2 separate regions of the Homo sapiens genome follow, and region 2 is linked to region 1. Evidence: chromatin loops called from intact Hi-C (ENCODE). Cell type or tissue: tibial artery. All regions are shown on one strand. Each heading gives the region's core, and the rest is flanking DNA. Links, peaks and the distances in the headings are about the cores only.

The links. Peaks named below come from ENCODE experiments on the same cell type or tissue, not always from the same donor. Only the 100,000 strongest peaks of a DNase experiment are listed, where the experiment ranks them.
Region 2: a loop joins it to region 1, with 3.0 times the contacts of the local background. A loop is called at or near these places in 26 of 110 quality-filtered maps.

The regions. Positions count from the first base shown.
Region 1 is chr12:59,399,312-59,407,660 of GRCh38, forward strand. No RefSeq gene overlaps it. Among named protein-coding and RNA genes, the nearest start is that of LINC02448, 120 kb to the right of the region's middle. In tibial artery, for the core only: a CTCF peak has its summit at 4,150 (motif pointing right); no DNase peak of the experiment used is centred there; H3K27ac peaks cover 466 bases.
Region 2 is chr12:59,831,183-59,839,531 of GRCh38, forward strand. No RefSeq gene overlaps it. Among named protein-coding and RNA genes, the nearest start is that of SLC16A7, 240 kb to the left of the region's middle. In tibial artery, for the core only: CTCF peaks have their summits at 3,987 (motif pointing left) and 4,187; no DNase peak of the experiment used is centred there.

The DNA of each region.
Region 1 (8,349 bases), core at 250-8,249:
ACAGTCTCTACTAACCGCTCATTCTTTTAATACGTTTTAAGTTCACACAGACTGAATTAATCATTACTTCCTTTTCACTGCTATAACACTTTGGATCTATTTTTTAAATATAATTTTGGATAGATGCTGCTAAGGTTTGGATATGGTTGATCTCCACCAAAACTCGTGTTGAAATTTAATTACCAATGTAATAATGTTATGGGGTAGGGCCTTTAAAAGGTCATTAGGCCATTAAGTTGGATTAACGTCTTTCACAAGACTGAGTTAGTTATGAAAAGACTGGAATAGCTCTTGTGGGAATGGAATTGCCTCCCATGAGTAGGCTGATGCAAGTTCAGTTTCTGTAGCTTTCTCTTGCCTCCTCATTCGCCTTTTAATGTCTTCCATCATGTTATGATACAGCCTAAGGCTCTCTTTAGAAGCCAACCAGATGCAGCTGCCCAGTTTTGGACTTCCCAGCCTCCAGAACAGAACTGTAATAAATAACCTGCTTTTCTTTCTAAATTACTCAGTTTCAGGTATTCTGTTATAACAACAAAAAATAAATGAAGATAGATGCTTTTGCTTCTTCTTATGCTCTATAGTTTTCTCTTGGCATTAGCCAGTGAGAGGTTTTACAAATTTATTTGTTTATTATAAATTGGATCATATCACACCATTGCTCAAAACTCTCCAGTGGTTTACTATCACACTTAAAATTCATGTCTTCATTATGTCCTGCAAGGTCTTGATTGCCCTGGCCTCTGGCTGCCTCACCAAAGTCATTTTCCCCCAACTTACTCCCCTCCAGCTGTATTGCTCCATGCTCTGCCTGGAGCCTGACAAGTCTATTGTAGCTTTAGGGCTTTTTCATTTGCTTTTTCCCCTGCCAAAAAATATTTTTCTAGATCTTTTGTGGCTTCTTTATTTTATTCCTGTTTCTATTTATATATTACCTTCTTAGAGAAATGCTCTCTATCTCACCTAATCTAAAATAGCCCCAGCTTGTCTAAAGCTTTTATCTTCCCATCTTCCACCCATTATTTGACACAGAGCAATGTTTACAATGTGCACCACTACTTTCAAATATTGTCTAGTAAAAATTGACATATTTCTTTAAAAATGCCCTAAATTGGATTAGAAATAACTTGCTTAGCAATGAAAAAAATGAGAGTAACCTAAATCTTTAACCTGTGTGTAGCTATTTTGTTCAACAAATTGAACTTACTATAGAACATAGATAAAATTTTACCTCCTAGAAAGAAATACGTTGTGTTTCCTTTTGATCGGAAAACACTTGAAATCATTGTTTTTGAAATAATTGCAGAATAATTGCTTCAACTTTAGCCTCTCTTCAGTGAAGCATATGAGGATGGGATAAAATAGGCCTAGACTGTATATGTGATTTTAATATGTGCTGTTGGTCTGGATGGTATGGACTTAATAAGCAGATTTTGTTCTGGGCAACTATAGCCTGTTTCTCTTCTTTTACCCTTAAATAATTGTACATCCTTAGCTTTCTAAACTTAGATTGGCATTAATCGTAAACCTTAGTAGTCTCTGTCCATGAGTTTACAACCATAAAATATTTTTCTTTGTATAATGCTAATTTTGATTTTCTCAACTTTCCTGTAGTTGCTCCTAAGTAGCTTCTAGCAGTCTATGGCTAGTTTTAGTTGAAACCACAATTTCTTAACACCCTGTTTACAATGCACACAGATAAGCTTCTGGCAATTTACCTAGCTCTCATCCTCCAAAAACTCGAAAGATAAATTTTGTTCAACATATCATTACTTTAAAATTTATTTTGAGATGCAAATAAAATGACTAAATTTATGGTGAAAAAGTTTTTTTGTGACTTCAAAAGAAGCATATGATGGGAAACTATTATCTGATTTATATACAACTATTACTTCTTTCATATTTTTACATTTAAAAGTCTGCCATTATTAGCAGTTAGGGAAATTATTTTGTGATGTATGTATATCTGTATATGACTTAACACTGGATCAAGTTTAAATTGGAAACATAAAAAATAATGAACATTTCTGCATCCATGGCTTTTGTTTTCATCATTAGATATAATGCACAAAGTGTGGGAAGATTTTTGCCAGTGGAGGCAAAAACTAAGCACAGCTAAAGAAACACCTAAATTCCATATTGCCAATGGCAATTGACATCTTTCATCACTCTTTTCTACATTCCTCTTTACAGCTAAGGTTCTGGATGAAATCTAGGTTTTGCCAGGGACAGGTACTCATGGAATATTTGGTAAACAGAAAGAAGGTTTCAGGGAGTAGAGGTGGATTACCAAGAATGATTAAGGAAGGTTTATTTACGATTATGACATTTTATACACAGACATTAACAAAACCTAAGATAAGAGCAGTGAATCCACAAAGAACAGAAAATACAAATTTTCTGAGGTTTTCCAAGGTTATCCTGAGACAGAAAAAAAGGACAGAATGATTAGAGCATAATGAATGGTCATTTGAGGAGTGTATTGAGATAAGGTTGGAGGAATGGTAAGTGGTCAGATCATGCGAAGTCATTGTGGTATAAAACGTAAATTGGCTCATTCAACACCTACTTCAACCTTCTCTAATTTTATTTTCTGTATAATAATGCTAGTGAAAATAAAAATTTCTCAGACTCTTTTTCAACTGGGTTGCTATATGTGACATAAGTTCTACCAAGTAGGTGTGAGTCAGAAATGAGTGACTTGAGGTGGCACCACACACTAGAAGAATGTATCTTCCGGCACATAGAACAGTAGGAGGCATTTGTTTGCTTGGGGCTACTTTAACAGCATTTTTTGCATCCGTTCTCTACTGACTGAATCCTGTGGCATAGCAGGGCATTTTCCCTGGCTCATTTTCCCTGGTTCTGGTTGCACAATATTCAGGGCTAGGTCCTTGACTCTTCTGTATTGTATATTGGAATGATTCTTTTTATTCAACCACCTAAAGTGGATTATGTTGTCTAAAAAAAAACCAAATACATGATACTACTTCTGGAGTTGTGCAGTAAGCAGCTCAACAAGCCCTCTACCGAAAAAGCATTGAAAAAAGAAGGAAAAAGAAAAGGCAAAAATTGACAAAACAGGAATGAAAGAGGGATCATCGCTACTGACCCTGCAGAAATGAAAAGAATTATAAGGAAATACTATAAACAACTTTATTTTAGTAGACAACTTCAATGAAATGAGTAAATTCCTAGAAAAACACAATGATCAAAACTGACTCAAGAAGAAAGTGAAAATGAGTAGATCCATAACAAAAAAGATATTAAATAAGTAATTAAAAATCTCCCCACAAAGAAAATCTAGGCCTACATACCTTTGTTGGTGAATTCTGTCAGATATTTGCAGAAGATATATCAAACCTTCACAAACTCTTCCTGAAAATGCTGGAGAAAGGATTATTTTTCAGTTCATTTGATGAGGGAAGTTTTTACCGAAACTGCAACGAAATCTGAAAAAATAGTTGATTCAAATAATTTCTCTTTGAGTATGTCCTTAGGGAGTCCCTAAGTTGGTGATAATGGGGGCATTAGAGATGGGGTGTTCTGATGACTATTTTTCTCATTGTCTTACTTCTCCTTTGATTGTTATTATTCTATGGTTCACAATATACAATAGCTGACTGGGTCTCTGTGTGAAGTGTTCTTCATGTCTTCTGAACCATCAAACTTCATGATACCCAACAGATTATTTGAACTCCTCTAGATCCATCACACTCCACTGCTGTTTCTCTCTCTTTCCCTCCCTCCCTCTCTTCCTCCCTGAAGTTCCTTTAAATTCATTTTATTTTGTATATATCTAGTTGCTTTAGAAAAGATTCCCACAGCAGCATTATGAAGTCTTTGTACACGGGCCTTCTTTCCAAAGTGCTGACTGACCTTTCTGCTTTTGCTGACGTTGTCAGTCAGGATTCCTTGACCACATTTATCTCGGGGGGCCAAGTGATTTTCTTCCCAGCCAGCTTGGATTCCTTTCACTGCATATCTCAGTCAATGGATCTGTACATGACAGAAAGCAATGCTATGACCACAGCCTGTTTTTTTACACTACTTTTAGGGCCTAAGTGCATTAAGCAATGTGGAAGGGCATTTGTTTCTCCCAGTTCATTCCTGACAGTTGGACATCTCTTGAGGCAGCACCTCAACGATCTCTAGAGGGCAGTGTTGCTTAATTCCAAATGCCGAACTGATCATCGTGGGTCTCTGAATGCAAAACACTGGTGCAATAATTAAAATACAATTTCTCAGAAGTTTCCTTGGAAATGGAAATGACACAATGTTTTAAATGTGTGCTTGAAAACATTTTTATGAAAAAAATCTTTTAAACATAAATAAGGATAAATAAAACTAATGAGGTTAGTTTTCTCTCTTGCCAATTTGGTTACATCATCTCTCAGGCTCTCCTCACAAAATCAAGCTCTCTCCCAATGATTCCCACAGACCCTCACTCTCCTCCTCCCCTGTCAGGGTAACAGGCATTTATCCTTCATGTTTCATAACTCTGTGAGGGAGCCTCAAGACCTCTTCTCTGACTGTCCTTCATCTACCCCAACTAATGATGAATAAATTCTCATGGAAAACCAGGGACATTAAAGTGAAAGCAGTGCTCCTGGGAATGAGAAAAAGGGAAAAAAGAGGACATTTTAATAAATTTTTGATTATGCTCTTATACATTTCAGGAAATGAATTGGAAACACTTGAGACTAATGCTTGAGACTAATGCTTGAGACTAAGGTCAAAAATAGATGAGCTTATTGTGTCCTTCTGGGGCCACAAAAGCCAATCAACTCATTAGCTAAAAAATGTTTTATGTGGTTTCTAAATATAAATATAAAGAAGGCTTTTGTGTACTTTGGAAAGTACTCTTGAACAGGAAAAATTCTTGAGTGTAAAAGAAATCTATTTTCATTCTTGTTAATATTTGTTATTTTAAAATATTATCATAGTTGTACCTTATGATGCAATAAAATCATATTCTAATTCTAGAACCTACAATAGTGAATTGTACTGTTCTTTACACATATCAGTTCTTTTAATAAATATTTGTTCAACTGAGTTGACCAAGATTTCATTGCTCAATAAATGTAATTATTGCATAAAATTTGGATTTACTTCAAAAAAAGAAACAATTGCTTGTATCATTATTTGAATGAAGCAAGCATGAGCTCTGAAAAACAAATGTCTGTAAGTCCAAATATCAGGATCAAATTCACTAAGTAATTGCTCAAGTTGCCAATTTGCCCAAAAAATCATTGAGAAACACTTTAAATTGGCAAGTCCTTCAAAATGGCTTTATATCAACAAGTCATTTTTTCTTTTTCTGGAGAAAATATCTGTCTAAAATAAATCTTATATATACTGTGAGAAAACTGCCGAAACTGGAACTAATTTTTATGTCTCTTTATAAAGTTAGCATAAACATACCTCACATTTAAGAAAACAAAACTTGTCGTGTATATTTTCTTCATAAACTTTTAGAAGTTCCAGTGTTTTTGAAGATTAAACAATGTTTTAATATGACAAAATCAGATGATTCTCTTCTTTTATTTCTGGTTTAATTCACCAACGTTTTTAGGCTTACTCTTTATTTTCACCTAAATGAACTACATATGCTACATATTATAATTTTTCATATGTGAAACTTACAATGATGTGTTTCACAACTGAAGAACAAGTCATATTAACCCAATTGGGGGCTGGGAATTTATATATTTATTCATATATCCATTGTTTGAGCCCAGATGTCTAAGTAAAATAAAAATAGACAAATGAATCTCTAAGCAAAACTTTTTATCTGGCAATATATAAAAAAGAGAATTGCAATTTTGGGCATACATACTGACCAGGGTGGTCTTTGGTATGCATGAAGAAGAAAGAGAAAATTAGACATTTTATTAGAAAGAAAAATGTTATGTATTGTTTTGAAATAAAACTCATCACCATCAATGTTTACAGGAGCTGGCAAGCTCTGACTGATAAGTGACAGTGGTACGTAAAACTAGTCTTAGAATTACTGTGGTTCATTTCTGCAGCTACTAGGTAAAACTACTCTTAAAGTTATAGCAGGTCATTTTGGCAGCTGGCTTGTGAGATAACTCCTGGGCAGGTGCTTTGTGCCCAACTATTTTTTTTTCCTGCTCTCTCAATACTAATTTAGTTGTGTATGACAAGACAACTCCAATTCATATAATCAATTTTTACACACATTTATTAAACAAATCTTATATGTGGGTTATTGTTTTAGCAACCAAGTACATAGTGATGAAAAATAAAAATTGCATACATAGAATTTTAAAACAAGATAACAATTGCTTTCCATTTTACTTTTACCTATAGAAGGCATTCAAGGGTTTCAGAAGGCAGAGAAATCACTTCCACTTTAAGACATTTTAAAAAATTTCCAAAGAAATGTTGAATTTGAGATAGGATTTACAAGAGTGGTAGGATTCTTTAGTTAACAACAGAAAAAGAGTATGTTGGTTGGGGTGACTAGAAGAAACTAAAGTGGAAATGGAACATAATAGTGATAAGAGCTTATTTGTTTAGTGCTTGCTATATGTCAGGTCGTTTATATACATTATGTCAAGAAATTCTTAAAATAATCTGAAATCCCCACTCTGTAAATGGGGAAAATCAAGCTCAGAGATACCAAGTAAATTACTGAAGGTCACACAGCTCTTAGGTAGCACAGGCTGCATTTATTCCTCACTCACATAGATCTGTTGTTACTGGATTGGCATTCATACTGAAGAGGGCTAGAATTTAAGACTAGAAAACTACTCTAGGGAAACCTGTAGGTGAATAACTACATCTGTCAGTAGCTAAGCAATTTCTTGTTTCAATGACAGACATGATATTTACAGTGAAACTGACCTTTTTTTGTATGTAAGAGATTCAGCACAGGATTTCACTTCCTATGGCAGGATATGAAATTGACTCATGAGATCTGACCTTCTTAGTACTTTCAAGGTAAGACAGAGAAAAAAAAAAGAATCCCTAAAATTGACAAGTATGTTACAACCAGTTTCTAAATGTGAACACTGGGAGAAAGATAGTTGAAACACAAAGTTTAGATAAATTTTGTATTACACCGGACTGAATGCCTACCTTAGTTTTAGTTCAACATTTTCTAATACTAGATTTTCTTGGGAATAAATGAGGTGACAATTGCATCAAGATAAAGTAGCATGTCATGAAAATTATGCATAGAATATCTCTATGAAGTCAGATTTTTCCATCACTCAAATTAGATCTGTATTAGACATATGAAGACTTCTTCCCATAAAGTACCTTGCGTTAAGTAAGCTTGACTATATTTGGATCAGCTTTAGTTCATTTAGAATAAGCGCTCACATGCAAAAGTCTGGATTTAATACTGTAGTAATTAAGATGGCCTAAAAATATAGAGACATCTAATTTAAAAAAAAAAAACTTTACCTCTGGTTGAGAAGTAAAGCAGCAAATAAAATTTACTGCTTTACTCTGACTCATTTCTTCTATACCTGTTTCCATTCATCTCACATGTAAACACATACAGACACACACACACACTATACTGCTGAGTAATCTTTATGTGCTATTAGGAAGATGCATGCTGAAATTAATTACTGTGTCAGCTAACGACAGCACAAATGAAGATTCTCAGGTGTTATTTTGCTATCACACACATGAAATTCGTATTGTGGTGTCTTTGTCTCCTTTTTTGGATACTGTGATTAAAATTCCATCTATAGTGAGAGACTTCTTTGCAATATTAGAAAATAATATTTACTCTGTTGGAGATAAATGGTAAATGAACATTTTTGAATCTTGCCTGATTTGCACATACTCAGCTAAGGAAAATAATAGTCAAAAATTACAAGTGAAATACAAGAAGTTCAGCAAAGCTATCTTTGAATTCATGGTTTGCTGAAAAAATTTATTTCCTTACTTCTTTTAATTTAACAAGAAATCTTTCAGTAGAACTCATTTTAAAGAAAATAGTTATGTAATAGAAAAGCTAAGACGCAATATCAAAAGACAAATTTTTACTCTAATTTGGGTAATATTTTCTTAAACAAAATGATGCTATTAAATATAATTTAACAATTCCTGTATAACGAAAATTAAAACTAAAATTTTACCAACTATAGTTATAATAGCTTAAAGAACAGAGATATTTTTCTTGGATATGCATATATTTTATATTGAATGACTCAGAAATTATGCCTGTACCTGAGATCCTATCAATGTAATGAAGATGCTCCCTTTAGAGTAATGGCTTTCTGGTATAATTCTCTTACTTGACATTTAAGTAGCACAGGTTTTGTTGAATAAACCAGGTGGACTTGAGTGGTCAAAGAAAAGCAA
Region 2 (8,349 bases), core at 147-8,146, 430 kb after region 1:
TGGTAGCCAGAATCCCCTTTCCTCTCTTTTCTGTATATGCCAGTTAGCTTACATTGTTTATGTGTAAGATTATTTTTTTTTTTTAAGTTTCTGGAGAGTTTTTTAACTTTCACACCTAGTGCTCCGGTTCAGCGCTACTGTGGTGGCTCCGAGGAATTTCACCTAATTATTACTGAGAGCAAAGCAGGAGGAGCATTCTCTCTTCACCCAATTTTTGGTCTTGTAATATTCAGGTCCTGTATTCAAGGGTGTTCAGCCTAGTGGACACATGTGATGAAATCCATTCCACACTCCATGAACCAACATGTGCCTGTCAAGGCTATGCCTGCCTAGCAGAAATACCTTGTCACAATTTCATGAAACAGCCTCCCGGGCTAGGATATCCCTGGTTTCTCTGTTCTTGACCCAGCACTTGAGTAAGGGCAGCTTTCAATGTACTTTAAATGGATTGCCTTTTAAATGATTGCAAACAATTCTTGTTGTCAAGTCGTTATTGTTATTCATACTAAAATCTTTTTTCTTCCCCATATCCTAATTTGTAGCAGTGCCATCTTAGGGATGCAGAATTTTTCTACTTTGGGATAAATTATCTGATTACGTACTTCTGACAAAAATTCCTCATGCAAACCCGCTTTAAAGTAAAATGGTTTCATAATTTTTGTTGGTACTGACATTAAAGGTATTAAATATATTTTAATGGTTCTCTGCAGTTTACCACCTTCTCTTCTTCCCAGTAAATTACATACAAAACTGGGAATATATTGCAAAAATAACAGAGGTGAGATATACATCTATGTATTAATAATCCTTCCTTCCTTCCTTTCCTTCCTTCCCTTCCCTTCTCTTCCCCTTCCTTCCTTCCCCTTCCGTTCCTTTCCCCTTCCTTCCTTCCTTCCTTTCCTTCCTTCTTTCCTTCCTTCCTTCTTTCCTTCCCTCCTTCCTTTCTTCTTTCTTTTGTTCCTTTTCAGCCATCCATCCATCCACCCATCCATCCACCCATTTATTCATCCATGTATATTCTTTGGCTTTCCAGTCTGGTTTCTTAACCACTATAATTCTGGACTACCTGAGTAAACTGTTCTTCATTATAAAAGAATTGTACAGGGGAAGCAATTGGGCAAACCAAGAATTCTCACGCAGATTGTGATTGAAACTCAGTGGGATAGAAAGACAGCACTTTGATTAGGAGCCCTTCATTGTATTTACCATTTCTACTGTCCTTTAAACTTTATCCTGGCCGGGCACGGTGGCTCACACCAGCACGATGGGAGGCCAAGGCAGGCGGATCACAAGGTCAAGAGATTGAGACCATCCTGGCCAACATAGTGAAACCCCATCTCTACTAAAAACACAAAAAATAGCTGGGCATGGTGGTGAGTGCCTGTAGTCCTAGTTACTCAGGAGGCTGAGGCAGGAGAATCACTTGAACCCGGGAGGCAGAGGTTGCAGTGAGCCGAGATCACACTACTGCACTCCAGCCTGGTGACAGAGTAAGACTCCGTCAAAACAAACAAACAAACAAACAAACAAAAACACCTTATCCTCCAACATAGATAATGAGAGTATTTTGTAAGATGCGAAGACCATATATGCTTGGGAAGCTTACGCCGAAATACAATTATATAACCTGGGTCATTAGTTTGTGATAAAAATAACATTGTACTTATTTTAAATTTGAAGCTATTTTACCAAATTCTCCTCTCTCCTCTAGTGAGAATACCTTTCTTTCCTTCAAAGGATGCCTTTCCTCAAGATAATTGAAAGCATCCTAAGGGCAACCTCATTCCACAAGTCTAGTTTTGGTCCCTAGCCTTTCCACTGGAGAGGGAAGTTTGATTTATCCCCGTGGCAATGGAGGACTCTAAAACAGCTACTGGAGGCTGAGTGCCAGTGGGATACTCTGTGGTTGCTAAGCCTAAGGTGGGCATCACTGCTGACTCCTAGAGATTCTACAGAGAAACCTCTTCTTCATTCGCTAGAAGACATTGTTACTATCAGTAAGGTTAAAGGGATTGCCTGCCTCCCCACTGAAGTTAGATGACTCACATTAGTTACTTGAATTTAATTTGTCTATATTTCATGTGGATAAAGATCACAGTGCCATAGCTCTTTAGAGACACATATCTCTCAATATGAACATAGTCTTTCTCTCTTTCTCACCCTCTCTTACATGATTTTTTCATGATGTTTCCTAAATATCCCCCTTGTTAAAATAAAATAAGTCAGGCATAGTGGCTCATGCCTGAAATCCCAGCACTTTGGGAGGCCAAGGCATAAAGAAAACTTGAGCCCAGAAGTTTAAGACCAACGTAGGCAATATAGGGAGACACTATCTCTATAAAAAATTTTTTAAAAGCAGGCATGTGACACACACTTATAGTCCCAGCAACTCAGAAGGCTGAAGTGGGAGGATCACTTGAGCGTGGGAGTTCCAGGCTGCAGTGAGTCAAGATTGTACCACTGCACTCCAGCCTGGGTGACAGAGCAAGACTTTGTCTCAAAAAATAAATAAAATGAGCCAAATCAAAGGGTCCTATTTTTTTTTTTCAGAGTAAAAATAAGAGGTCTTCCAAGATCTGTGCATCCACAATCAATCGTTTTGAGTGACCTCATGTCCTGCTACCTTGTTCCCTCTATAACCTTCTCACTTCTCTCTGAGGATGCCAAACACCACCCATTTCTAGGCATTCCCACCCATATTTCTCTCTCCTAGAAACATACTTCCACCAGATATCTACTGTGTCTCCTGTCTTCACCTCCTTACCTCCTTTAAGCCACAATTCAAATGTCAGCTTTTCAAAGAGGCCTGCTCAGATTACACCATTTGGATTACAACTCCCAATGCCCACCTGTAGTCTCAGGTGTCTTTCCCTTGCTTTATTTTTTAAATTTATGCATTGTTTTTAGTCTGTTCTCACACTGCTATAAATAACTACCTGAGACTGAGTAATTTATGAAGAAAAGAGGTTTAATTGACTCACACTTCTGCAGGCTGTACAGCAGCATGGTTGGGAGGCCTCAGGAAACTTAAACCATGGTGGAAGGCAAAGGTGAAGCAAGCACATCTTATCATGGCAGAGCAAGGAAGGAACTGCCACACACTGTTAAACTATCAGACCTTGTGAGGGCTCACTCACTGTCATGAGAACAGCATGGAGGATACTGCCCCTGTGATCCAATCACCTCCCACCAGGTCCCCCCACCCCCACCATCTGGGGATTGCAATTCCGGATGAGACTTGGGTGGGGACACAGAGCCAAACCAATATTATGCATGCTATTTCATTCCATAATTAACATGTCCTTATACAAATAAGATTTCACACTATGTTTTTAAAAATTTTAATAAACTTTACTTTTAAAAATAGTTTTAGATTTACAGAAACATTGAGAAGATAGTTCAGGGAGTTCCCATATACCTATACTCCATACAACCCCACACAGTTTTCCCTATCAATATCTTACATTAGTTTGGTGTGTTTGTTACAATTTATGAGGCAATATTAATATATTAGGATTAACTGAAGCATACATTTTATTTAGATTCCCTTAGTTTTTACTAATGTCATTTTCCTTATCCAGCATCCCATGAAAGATACCACATTATATTGAGTTATCCTGTTTCCTTTGGCTTCTCTTGGCTATGACGATTTCTCATACTTGCCTTGTTTTTGATGACCTTAACAATTTTGAGGAATATTGGTTAGGTATCTTGTAGAATGCCCTTCTATTGGAATTGCTCTGAAGTTTTTCTTATGATTAAACCAGGGTTATGGGTTTTGGGGAGGAGGCTGACAGAGTGCCATCTTCACCATATCATATCAAGGGTATATACTACCAACATGATGAATCACTGTTATTAATCTTGATCTCCTGACTGAGGTAGCATTTGTTGGTTTTCTCCACTGTAAAATTTCTCTTTTCCTTTTCCCTCTTTTTATACTGTACCCTTTGAAGGAAGTTACTAGGCACAGCTCCCCCTTGTGGAATAAAAAGCTATGATTCATCCTTGAGGGTGTTACATCTACATAAATTGTTTAAAATTCTTTTGTATCAGAAATATCTTTATTCTCTCATTTATTTATTTCTCCTCACATTTATTTATGTCAGTGACAACTCAAGGATGTTTATTTTATACTTTGGGTTGTAATCCAATAATACTTCATTGCTCAAAATGTTCTCATTTTGGCCACTAGAGCTCTTTCAGTTGGTTCCTATGTCCTTTTGGAAAATCCCCAACATTGTGGGGTTTTGTTTCATTTTGCTTTGTTCTGTTCGAGCTTATTGTCTGCACAAGATGATCCAAGCTCCTTGTTCCTTTTATTGGAGAATGGAATTAGACACCAAAACCTAGGCAGTTGTTGCTACTAGGGTATTGATGCTTCTAGGCCCTCTTAGCTAACAGAGTATGAAATATATTTATGTATACTGTATTAGTCAGGGTTCTTCAGAACCAACAGGATACATACACATACATACATATACACATGTATATACAAGGAGATTTATTATAGAAATTGGTTCACATAGTTATAGAGGCTAAGATGTGCCACAGTCTGCCATCTCTAAACTGGAGAACAAGGAAAGTGGGTAGTGTGATTCAGCCCAAAGACCTGAGAACTGGGGCCCACAGGTGTAAAATCTGATCAAAATCTGAAAGCTCAAGAACCAGCAACAACAATGTCAGAGTGCAGAAGAAGATGAAAGTCTCAGCTCAAAAAACCCTTCCCCTGGCTTTTTTGTCTATTCAGGTCCTCACCCAACTGGATGATGTTCACCTACAATAGTGAGGGTGACGTTCTGTACTCAGTCTATGATTCAAATGGTAATCTCTTCTAGAAACACTCACAGACACACTCAGAAATAACATTTTACCTGCTCTCTGGACATTCCTTAGTCCAGTCAAGCTGACACATAAAATTAACCAGCACATGTAACCCATGTACATCTTATCTATACATATTTCTATATGTAACCATTTGTATCTATATTGCTAAGAATGAGATCATAGTGATATTTCAAACTTTAATCCATTACCACATGAACCATACTAGTCTCCTCTCCTTGCATGTCTGAAAATTCCCATTCCAGCAATGAGAACTTGGTTTCAATCACGTGTTATCTGTTTACTTACTTTTCAGTATACATGCAGAGTGATTTCAAAATTGTTCATCTGTGCCATTATGGGAAAAAAAATTATTAACTCAAGTGTAGCACTGAAGTATAGCTCCTTTTGCCTTGAGTCTTACAGTCCACTCATTTCCAAAACCTTTCTTCCATTCAATTGAGTTAATATCTTTGTAGCACAATTAGATTATTTTGTCACATTCTGCATTCTATCCTGAGATCCTCTTACCTGCTAAATGATTTTTTAAATTTGCATATATTAACATTCATTCTTTGTCCTGGAAATCTCTATGAGTTTTGACAAATGCATAGTTATATATTTACAATTACAATATAATACAAAATAATTTTTCCACTATAGGAGATCACCTGTCCTTTCTTTAGCCCTACCCTTTTCTCCTCCAGCCCCAGGAAATCACTGATATTATGACAGTCTCTATAGTTTTGCCTTTACCAGAGTGTCATATAAATGGAATCATGCAGTATGTAGTCCTTTCAGATGGGCTTTTTTTTCCAGTTAACAATACATATTTAAGGTTCATTTATGTATTTTTGTGGCTTCATAGCTAATTTATTTTTATTGTCAAATAATATTCCAATACATGGCTGTACCATAGTTTATCCGTTCTCCTATTGCAGGCCATTTTGAGTGCTTCTAGATTTTGGTGATTATGAAAAAAAAACTTAAAATCATTCATGTCCATGTTTTTCTGTAGACTTAGGTTTTAAATCAGTTGCATAAATGTCTAGGAAAAAATTACTGGATATATAGTAAGATTTGTTTAACTTTGAAAGAGATTGTCAAAATGTCTTCCAAAGTAGCAGTATGATTTTTCTTTCCCACCAGCAATAAATGACAATTTCTGTCACTCGATATCTTGGCCAGTATGTTGTATCGTCAGTTTTTTGGAATTTAGCCATTCTAATAGGCGTGTACTGGCATGTCATTATTATTTTAATTTGCAATTCCCTAATGGAAAATGATGTTGAGTATTCTTTTATATCCTTATTTTCCATCTGTTTATCTTTTTTAATGCAGTGCCTCTGGATTTCTTCCCCATTTTTAAATTGGGTTGCTTGCTTTTTTATTTTTGAGTTTTAAGTGTTTGTATATTTCAGATACACATTCTTCATCAGATCTGTATTTTCCAAATATTTTTTTCTAGTCTTATCTTTTTGTTCTCTTAACAATGTCTTTCATAAAGCAAAATTTACTTTAATTAAATCTGTTTTTAGTTCTTTCACAAATTGTGCCTTTTGTGTTATTCTTAAAAATTGCCAAAACCAATGTCACTGAGATATTTTCTTGTTTTCTTCTAGAAGCTTTATAGTTTAACATTTAGGTCTGCAAGGTATTTTGAGCTAAATTTTGTGGAAAGTGTATAGTCTGTGTCTGGATGTCCCTCTCCCCTTTTTCATACAGACATTCAATTGTCTGAACATGCTATCTTTTCTTGGTTGAATTGCTTTTGCTCTTTCTTCAAATATCAGTTGAGCACATTCATTTTGGTATATTTCTGGGGTTTTATTCTCATTGATTTATCTATGGGCATTTATTTATTTATTTATTTATGACGGACTCTCCCTCTGTCACCCAGGCTGGAGTGCAGTGGCTTGAATTTGGCTCACTGCAACCTGCAACCTTTGCCTCCTGGGTTGAAGCAATTCTCCTGCCTCAGCCTCCCGAGTAGCTGGGACTACAGGCGTGTGCCACCACGCCCAGCTATGTGCCTATTTTTGGTTGTTGTTATTGATATCAATCTCTTTTGATTATTGTAGCTTTAGAGTAGGTCCTGAAATCAGCTAGTGTTAAGTCCCTCAGTATTAGGTTGGTTGTTCTAGGTCTTTTGATTTTCCATGTAAACTTTAGAATCAGTTCGTGAATATTTATAAATAGCCTGCTGGAATTTTTGTTGGGATTGCATTGACTCTATAGAAAACATTGGGAAGAACTGACATCCAACATTATTGAATCTGGTGGAATATTTATATAAAATATCCCTCCATTTATTAGATCTGCACTGATCTCTTTCATCGAAGTTTGGTAGTTTTCCACATGTAGCTTCTCTGTGTATTTGGTGCTGTTGTAAATGGTATTTTTAAATATTGAACTGATTTTTCTTGTCCTTTAACATGTTTTACTTTTGTTGAAATGTTTTATTGTTGAAAGACTTACATGATGTATTAGATAACAAGAACGGAGGTATATGGCCATTTGTGTGAGGTTTTATGTTATTTTGGCTAGGAGTTGTACTGTGTTCAATATTTGCTTTAGCCATATGTTCCAGAGACTTCACATTCTATGAGATTCTGTTTTTTTATTCTCTACTGTCTTTGGGCTTCCCTAAAAACTCATATGTAAATAAAGTCTGTGCCTTGCAGGTTTTTTAACTGTTCTCCACTATTACTCACTATTACTATATACACTAGTACCCTGTTGATGTGGTGGTAGCAAGTATGTTAAAGGAATCCTTCTATAATCTTATGATGGGATCTTAGTCCTTTACTAGACCTGTGTTCCTGGGCTGTGATCTACACCAGTATTTCCTAGTTTTGTTCTCCCCTTTCAGGTGAGACAGAATTGCTAGATGGGAATGAAGTTGGGTAAACACCGCTCCTGTTGGGTGTAATAAAGCTCTGAGAAGTCTTTTTCCCAGGATAGTAGGTCTTTGTTATAGAGAATGTCCCGGGCATTTTTTTTTTTTCATTTGATGAGTTTAATGCTCAATGGTAGCAACTTATTGTACAAGATGACTCCATTGCCACAAGAGAGATATGTCTGCCGATAGGGTCACATATTCAGATTGGCTGGATATGGCACTATCATCCCTGGGCAGAAGGCAAAAGCAGTTAAGCCATGAAGTCTTAATACACAAGCATCATGATGCTGCCCTAATGAGAAAAGTGCTCTTTCTATGAAAGATGATCTCTCTCCTCTTCCTTTATTAGTACAATAACAGAGAGTGCAAAGGGAAAACAACATCCTAAATATGGTAGAATCATGATCACGTGCAAGAGAGGCAAATGGACAAATAACATAGAACTCATATCAGAAAGACATTATCAGAAATGTGGGGAGCCACCTGGAAAGAAAAGGCAGTCCCCAGAAAAAAAAGCCATGAGAAGCAGCCATTTTGCAAAGCCTCAATAAAATATATCTATAAATATGTACATTGAAAGTGAGCTAAACAACTACATAAGCAGAAACCAAGTTTGGTCCAAC